Linked DNA regions of Homo sapiens: region 2 is linked to region 1. Evidence: chromatin loops called from intact Hi-C (ENCODE). Cell type or tissue: PC-9. All regions are shown on one strand. Links, peaks and the distances in the headings refer to the core of each region. The heading gives the core; the rest is flanking DNA.

Region 1 (4,381 bases), core at 137-4,136:
CGTCAGCCCTGCAGGGCCGGCCCCATGTGCACAGCCTTGGCGCTGGCCCGGACACACCAAGTGCAGTGCCGGCTGTGATTCCTTCTGCAGAAAGTTGCTTTCAAACTATGGCGCATGTGTGCATGCACATGGCCGCATGTGCACACACACGCCTGCACACACATGCAGAACTCTCCCTGCGGTGGGTGGGGCTGGGTGGCTGTGGCTCATTTGGAGAATGATGGGAGCCCTGCCTGCTTGTGGGGGTGCTGGCACCCCAGGAGGCCGGAGGAGCCCCAGCTGGTCTGGGCCTGTTCCCAGAGGCAGGGCTGGAGCTGCTCAGGCGCTTGGGGGGCTAAAGCTTGGCCCCCTGCTCCAGCACATTCACCTCCCCAGTGTGGGGCCGGGGACCAGCCTTGGGGTGTGCCAGCCTTGGCTGACCATGAGGGTCAAGGTCTGGGGGAGCAGACAGCTGTGGCCCAAGCCCAGCGAGGGGTTGAGGCTGAGACCCGGTCCTGGGCAGCCTGGTCGGCAGGCTGGGCACCGTGAGTGGGCGCCGTGTGGGAGATTGTCCTGCGGGCAGCAGCTCAGGTGGCCAGGACTGGGACTCCGGCCTGAGGGGAGGCCAAGGGATTCTGACCTCCCCCCCTCCCCATTCACCTGCAGCCATGGACCCCTGTGACCCTGGCCCCCCAGGGCTGCCCCCACCTCCTCCTCTCTCCCACCCTCAAACTGTCCTTCCCTCCTGCAGCTTGGACTCCCCTCGGGGGGTCCCTGTGATCCTGGCACGGGGTCCTGACCTCCCAGGTGTACAGCAGCAAGGGGCCTAAAAACTCACACCCTTGTCTCAGGAAGAGAGAGGAGCAGGGCCACCACGAGGCGTTGGGGACACTAGAGATTTTCCTTCGATTTCCGGGGAAAGCAAGGGGTGGTGGCGGCGGGCCTGTGGGAGTTGCTTTTGTTTTGCATTTTGGGGAGGGGGTGCCCACTGTCACTTGTGGGAGCCTCTGCCTCCCTCAGGAGCTTGGGGACCGTGAGGAAGTGGCCTTCGGTACTGCAGAAAGCTGCTGACTCTGACAGGACTTGTGGAGAAAAAGTCTACCGATTTCTGTTTTCAGGGCAGGTTGCCATGGCTCCACCGGCGTGGCGCCAGCTCGGGGTATCTGCGAGCCTTTGTTTAGTCCTCGTTGCCATGGCAGCGCTTGTTTGTTTTGATGTTACTATGTGTTAAATCTTAAACAAATTTCTTGCAGCCTTACGCCAGGTTTTTGTTGAAGCCTACTGTTAACCCAGACAATGACTCCCTCCTGCAAAGAGCGTGCGGTGGCAGCTTTAAAATATTAATGGAGGCATAGCGTGCACAGGCGGGACCGGACCACGGGCGGTGGGAGTGGGGCCCGGTAGAGCCATGGACAGCGAATCTCCCAGCGCCTCCTCGAGCCTGGGGAGGGGCCCATGCCATGGGTGCCTCAGGACCCCTGGGGTCAGGCTCAGCTGCTGCCTCCCCAACTGCACCAAACACCACCAGCCTCTGGGCGAGGGTCTGCCAGCCTTGCTCACTGGCCCCCTATGGGTCCATCTAGCTCAGGTGGGGGCACCCAGCCGATGAGGCAGAGGAAGGAGGGCTGGGCTGCGGTCTCAGCTGGCTGGGAGCCCTGGCCTCCCCCAGGACCCACGCTTGTGTGCTGGGTGTGGTGTATTTTCCCAAGTAAATGCACTGACGTTTCCTATAGACACCTGGGTGGATACTGGGTGGTGGCTTGGCTTGGGGGTTAGACTGATACCTGGACGCTGGTTAGAAGGAAGCCAGGGCCAGTGGGAGACTGAGAACAGCAGGGCCAGGCTCCCTGGGGTCTGCGGTTGCCCCGAGCGTGGAGGGCTGCTGAGCCTGGTACACCCCCCCGGCCAGCCGGCACTGGGGTCTGTGGTCACCCCAAGTGTGGAGGGCCGGTAGGACACTTTGTCCTAAAGTCTTCGGACTGTTCCCAGTACGGAAGCCAACCCAACCACCTCCCAGGAGCAGGACCCAGGTTTGGAGAGAATCCAGGTCACAGTGTGTTTGGAGGGCAGCCGCCACAGGGCAAGTGAGGTCCTCAGAGCACTGTGTGTGACGTCCTCCTGTCTGTCCATCCCAGAAAAGCAGGTGTCAGCTTCCCTGGAAGGGGCCAGGAGCCTCAGGGCTGCATTGCTCCCCTCCCCCTCCCCCGTGGTACCCAGCCCGGGGGAAGGGTGGGCTGCACTCCCCACACCCAACCCTGTCCCTCCATTGCTGTGGGTGCCACCCTGTCCCGGGCTTGCACTCGGCGGCTCTGGAGCCCTGGGGCCAGTTCTGTCTTTGGGGAGCCTCTAGTGGCCACGCCTGGCAGGGCAGGATGAACGTGGCTTCCGCAGAGTGGAGCCCCTGCGGGGGGACCCTTGGCCATGGACGTCTGTGGCTGAGGGTTCAGGAGCTTGTGGCCTCACAGTCAAGGCCTGTGGCTCCTGTACCCTGCAGGCCGGGCAGCACCAGCAATCCCCAGAGCACTGTGCGGCGACAGGCACCCGTCTCCTGCGCTTGGCCAGTGGTGGGCGTGGCCTTGGCTGTCCACTTTGCCCCATGAGCCTGACCAGGCAACACAGGTCATTTGAGAAGGTGATCTCCAAACAAACAGCCAGAAACTGACTTCAGGTGCACAGACCAAAGCCCTGCCCAGGCCGAGACTGGGGTGGATGGAGGCAGCCGAGCCCCTGGGGCCCCCTAGAGAAGGTCGGGCCCCTCAGATCTGCCCGGGGTCCCTCTGGGCCCCAAGTCCACGTCCCACCAAGGGCCACCTCTTCCTAGTGATGTCCACAGGGCGGTGACTACACACGCCCCACCCCCGCCCCTCCCCAGGAAAACGAAAAGGCCGGCAGCAACGCAAAATTAATTAGCAGCAAGCGCAGGGTGTGCGCCCAGAGGGAGACAGTGCGCTGATCCCAGGCGGCCCCTCAGGCAGGGGGGAGCCTTCGGTAGCCAGACCTCCGGAGCTCAGGCAGCCCCCCGACCGGCTGTGTGGGGGCTTCATGGTGGGTGTGCCTGGGGTTAGAGCTGGTGCAGCAATGGGAGGGCCCTGGCCCTCAGCCCGCCCTGGGGCCTGAGCTGCCGTGGCCCAGTGGACGTTGCCATCCATCCTCTGAGCCAAGTAGGGTGCAGGAAGGGCTCCGGTTTCCTGAGATGAGGGGAGAAGCCCTCTCAGGTGGCCAGACATCACCTCACCTGCCCCCAGGTGCTCAGCTGCTGGTGGAGTCACTTATGAGGGGAGAATAGGCAGGGCCTGGAGGGCTTGCCACCGACCTCTGTCGGCCCCGGGAAACGTTGCTCTAGGTCCTCTGTATCTTGCTGGGGCTTGCGGGAGGCAGGGGCGGCCAACAGGCATGGGGAACCCCAAGGCTGGGTCCTGCTGGAACGGGACCACTGGACCCTCCTGGAGCAGTGAGAACTCGGAGCGACGTGCAGGATGGCGATGCCAGACAGGGCTCCCCTAAGGCCGCGTCCCTACCAGGTAGGAACCTCCCCAGAAGCTCCCCCTCCCCCCGTGGGGCCCAGCAGCCAGGGAGTCCTTCCCAGCCTCCTCAGGTCTCAGGGGCTAATGGAAGATCCCAGAGGTTGGTGCCCTGGGGGAGCCGCAGCCCCTCTCTCTCAGACTCGCCTAAGTACAGGGAGAGGCTGTTTCCCCAGAGATTCCCCTCCACAGCCCCCAGCTTCCCACCTGTGGCAGCCTCTGGACAGGGCACTCCAGCCACAGCAGCTGCAGGCCCAGAGAGCCCAGGGGAGCTGGTAGCTGTCACCTCGCCCGCCGGCCCCCGCCCCTCAGAGAGGGCACCATGGGAGGGCATTCCTGATTCACAAGGGTGCTGGATGCACAGTCCCGAGCCCAGCGGGGCCTGTGACGTCCGCCCCGGAGGAACAGGCCTCAGTCCTCGGAGGGCTGTCCTGGCCTGAGCCCAGCTCCTGGAGGCCCCAGGCCGGGTCCCAGTGTCCCTGAGAGACTGAACCAGGCCCAGAGGCCAGGGGACTCAGAGCCTGGGAAGCAAGTCCAGGCCCCGCAGGGCATCGTGTATGAGCAGCGGCTGCGTCCTGCTGGGCCGGCTTTGGGGCAGGGCGCCGGGCTGGGGAGAGCATGGGCAATGAGGATGCCGAGCTCCACACTCGGAGGCTCCTCCAGCACCCTGGTCTCTGGAGGACAGGCCCACTCTATGTCAGGAGAGCCGGGCAGCCAGACTGAGTGTCTCTGGGGAAGAGGCAGGCACCGCTGTCCTAGAACTCCTGAGGACTGCCCCAGGCGGGGGGCACCCGGGTCTCCTGGGGAGAGCTCCCCGCCCGTGTGGGGCAGAGACCCGGGCGCCCTTTCCCCGAGACACTCGGGGAGCGCGCAGAGCAGGT
Region 2 (4,381 bases), core at 174-4,173, 150 kb before region 1:
CTTCCCTGTGGGGGCAGGGCCACCTCACCACACTTCCCCAGGATTTCAGGGAACAGGCTCCTGTGACTTGGAAATAAAAAGGGATCAGCCCAGCCTGGAGGAACAGCGACGCTGGTGTCCAAGCCTTGCCCCTTGCCTGCACTTCCAGCAAAGATTTGGAGACACACTCGGTGGAAATCGATTGAGCCCCCAGCCCACCCTGGCCCAGACTCAGCCACCAAAGTTCCCTCACTGCATGTGGCACACGGGCTCATGGGAGTTTCTCTGCCTGTGTTTGTCCACGTTGACACCTTCTGCACAGGTGCATTTGTGAGTCCCCTCAGTGTCTCTGCAGCTTCTATGTGTGGATGAATAGTGAAGCCACATGAGGCCTGGTCTGAAGCAGAGAAGATCCGCTCAGCATCATGTTGAATCCCAAGCCCGCGTCTCCGTGGGCTCCAGGACAATCCTATGAAAGTGACACCGTCGTTCATTGTTCACATCGGGGAGGAGAATTCCATCTGAAAATGCACGTGACTTCACTGACACCCGCGTCCGTGGCACAGCCCTGTGCTGAGCTCCACAGACCTACAGTCCATCGCCTCCCCTTGGAGTGGGCCCACAGCTGCAGACAGTGTTGTCCAAAGAAGATGCTCTGAGTAGATGAATGGAACAAACTGGAAACTCCAGAAACAAGCCCTTCTTTACATTTCTAATGTTTGGCTTAAATGGAAGGTGCCAAGGTGAGGCAATGGGGAGACATGGAAGGGTTTGTAATGAGTGTGGTGCAGCAGCTGCATAACCACATGCCAAACACACACACACAGCTCAGTCCCACCTAGAAAGCAGTGCACAATCCATCAGAGACCTCATAGTAAGAGGGGGAAACTTTAACATTCCTACAAAAATCCTAGAATATCTCCGGGGTCTTGTGTTAGGCAAACTCTTCTTTGATAGATACCAAAAACACTATTTCACAAAACGGATACATTTGACTTTAAGCATTTAAAATTATTTCTTCCATTGTCACCAGTAAAAGAATGAAAATATAAGCCACAGGCTGAAATAAAATATTTACAAGTCATATGCTTTCATCCAGAATATTTAAAGAACCATGAAAACTCAAAAATACACAACAGCTCAGTTTTTAAATGGGTGAAAGATTGAACACGTTCTTCACCAAGGCAACAATATCCATGAGAAATAAAGCCCACAAAATGGTGCTCAACATCATTTGCCACCAGGGAACCACCAGCTAAAATCACAATAAGATACTGCTGCACCCCATTAGAGTAGCTGCAAGAAAGCAGATTAAGGATACCATCCAGGCACAAAGCTTCACACCTGAAATCCCAGAGCTTTGGGTGGCCCACAAGGCAGGAGGATCCCTTGAGGCCAGGAGTTTGAGACCACTATGGGCAACATAGCAAGACCCTGCCTCTAAAAAATATAAATAAAAAAAGGTGATCAATATCAAGTGTTGGTGAAGAGTTTGGAGAACTGGAAGTCTCATCCATTGCTCATGGGGATGAAAGATGATGCCACATTGGCGAGCAGTTTGGCAAAGCTTCAGATGCTGAGCATGTACTTATCATATGAGCCAGCACTCCCACTCCCAGGTTCTTACCCAAGAGCACTGAGAACAACATGTGTGTGCACACATAGCAGGTGTTTTTCTTTGCTAGAGCTTCCACAAGCAGGAACCATGGATGGGGTGTTGCAACAAGAAATGTATTTTCTCACATATCTGCAGGCTGGAAGTCCCAGAGCACGGTGTCTGCAGGGTTGGTTTCTCCCAAGGCCTCTCTCCTTGCCTTGTAGATGGCCACCTGTTCTCTGTGTCCTCTCACAGTCTTCCCTCTGTCTGTGTCTTTGTTATAATCTCCCCTTCATAAAAGGACACCAGTCACTCTGGATTAGGGCTCACTCTAATAGCCTCATCTAACATCCATTACCTCTTTCAAGACCCTGTCTCCACATATAGTCACATTCTGAGGTACTGGGTGTCAGGATGTCAACCTATGAATTTGGAGGAGGATATAGTTCAGCCCATAATACAAGGATTGGGAGGAAGTGTGCTGTGTCACCACTGAGATCCTATTCCATGATCCAGGCAACCTTGATGTACCATTACTCAGAAGTGACTGTCAGAACTGACTAGAAATGGACTTGAATTTTTTTTAAGAATAAGTTCAATGTCAATTCATTCTATGAATTTTGCTTCACTTCCCCACAGGAAGGGGATGAAGACCCGTGTCCATCTGCACTTGGGTGAGTTTGTAAGTTTAATGGGATTATTTTATCTATTAGTAACATAGTTATACACTCGTCTCATCTCGAATTACTTAGGAAAATATGTCATCCATTTAATGTCTTCAAATATCCTGAAGTGCCAGGAGGTGGCACTTTCGAGAGAGCAGCAAAACTGTCACCTGTCCTGTGGAATCACAGCAGCCTGCGGCTTCTTTTAAAGGCTCTGTGATTTGTTTTTTTCCTGGTACGCTCCTTGGTGGTTCCTGCAGCAAAAGTCCACAGTATGAGTGTCCACATGCTGTTCTCTGTCCTGGTGGGAGCTGCACATCAGCCCTGTCTCCTGTCTGCCGTGAGCCCTGCACGCTTTCACTTGATGCTTCCCAAAACAGTTGTGTTGTGTAGTGGAGAAGAGAAGGGTAGTTCACACCCCTTCAGCAGCAAAGAAGCAGTCCTGAATATTGAATCTTTGCAGTTTCCATCCTAAATGGCTTGGCTGAGCCGCCATCTCCTTGTTTCAGTGCTGGGCACCACAGGCCTGCAGCTTCTTAGGCTCTGGGAGGAGGCGCAGTGGAAATTGAGGTCGCCGTGAGGTCGCTCCAATGTCGCCGTACACTGTTGCTGCCTGGCTACCTTCCCATCTCTGTCATCATGGAGAGTGTGGGCAGGGGACCCCTGGCCCTCTTCCTTCTTCTCCTGCCCCGGGGGGAGCAGCAGAGAGCCAAGGGGCTGGAGGAGGGTAAAGACGTTATTCATATTTCCATTTGCTTCCTTTACATTTTGATTTTTCAGGCCAGTTGGGATTTATTGTTGTATTCAGGGAGTTAAGAGATAAGGTTATTTTATCCCAACGAAGTAACTGTTGGTTTTCACCTCATGTATTAAATATTGCACCTTTCCCCATCAAATTGAAAGGCCCCTTTTCTGGTTCACTGTGTTTCCCTAAACACAGGCCCAGGTCTGTGTCTGTCTCATGGGTCTGTGTCCTGGAGGTGCATCATCTGTTTAAATTACAGAACCTTATTTAGCTACTATATTTTAATATCCTGCAGGCAAATAAGCCTCTAAAGATTTTTTCATTTTTCATTTACTTTTGACAATTCTTACACATTTATTTTTCCATATGAGCTTTCAGATGACTTTGTCCAGTTCCTAGACACATGAAATTCAAGTTCCAGTTACATTAGTTACACACTTTCCATTGGGAGGGGACCACATCACAGCCCCCACAGAGAGGCAGCAAAGGTCCTGGAAGTCAGAGTCTCCACCATGGCCAGAAAGTGGAGTGCAGCCCCCCTTCCCCAGGTGTGCACCAGCCCCACCCCTCACAGACACCGGCAGGGGCTCAGCCCACAGCTTCCTGGGCAGAAGAGACAGGGCCTGTGTCCCTGGAAATGTCACCATCCCTTACTCCACAGCCAGAGGGCAAAGGGCTTCTTAGATCAGGACAAGGCCCTGTTGGTAATGATCACAACTGCAGAGAATTCATGCAGACTTTTGCTTAGTTCAGCAGTCAAGGTGTATGGCTTACTGGGAAAAGTTCATTCCCTTTCAAACGACCCATTAAGTCTTCTATGAAATTGCTTTTCTTAGAAGGGTAATTGGCAAAACTACTGTGTAGATCCGAAGCACTTGAATATCACTTCAAACTATCATGTAACTATGGTCTTTTAAGTAAAATACAAAAATGCTTTCTCTGTGATGCATTTTGGGCAAGATTAATAGAAATGTAACTATAACCGGAATTACAAACTTTCTCTCTAAAACCAAAACAAAAGGAAAAACTAAAGTTGTGTAATGATTGCCAAATCGACATGTATATGTTGTAGAAAATTAGGGAATGGCAAGGATTTCCAGGTAAAAATGAAGGTCACCTGACCCACCTGACACCCCTGTGACATGTATGATGTGCTGTTTTATAAAATTACAGTCACCTTGTAGCCCAGTGTAGACCAGCTACACTAACGGAGGACACTACCTGTCTAAGGCACTGGTCTAGGGTGGGGCTCGCAGACTTCAGGGAGGTACTGCTTTACAGAATCCAAGTGGGAAGGAGTCCTGGTCCTTTACACGAGAAGCTCCTTCTGTTTCCCACTGTGCAGTAACCCGGGAGCACTCACACAACCTCCCGGGAGCTGCTGGTCTCCAGTTT

The links. A loop is a pair of places that touch in the nucleus more often than their neighbours do. Peaks named below come from ENCODE experiments on the same cell type or tissue, not always from the same donor. Only the 100,000 strongest peaks of a DNase experiment are listed, where the experiment ranks them.
Region 2: a loop joins it to region 1, with 2.6 times the contacts of the local background. A loop is called at or near these places in 3 of 110 quality-filtered maps.

What each region holds. Positions count from the first base shown.
Region 1 is chr5:669,712-674,092 of GRCh38, reverse strand. All of the region lies in intron 2 of TPPP (tubulin polymerization promoting protein), which reads left to right. It also overlaps a transcript of CEP72 not described here. Among named protein-coding and RNA genes, the nearest start is that of TPPP, 21 kb to the left of the region's middle. RefSeq lists enhancers at 1-152, 118-687, 1,531-1,700, 2,298-2,467, 2,830-2,999 and 1 more. In PC-9, for the core only: CTCF peaks have their summits at 2,122 and 2,333; DNase peaks (open chromatin) are centred at 1,132, 1,692 and 2,342; H3K4me3 peaks cover 1,038 bases.
Region 2 is chr5:819,730-824,110 of GRCh38, reverse strand. ZDHHC11 (zDHHC palmitoyltransferase 11) reads left to right here. Exons shown (of 13, transcript NM_024786.3): 9 at 2,216-2,250. Among named protein-coding and RNA genes, the nearest start is that of ZDHHC11, 29 kb to the left of the region's middle. In PC-9, for the core only: CTCF peaks have their summits at 2,204 and 2,403 (motif pointing right); no DNase peak of the experiment used is centred there; H3K27me3 peaks cover 3,229 bases.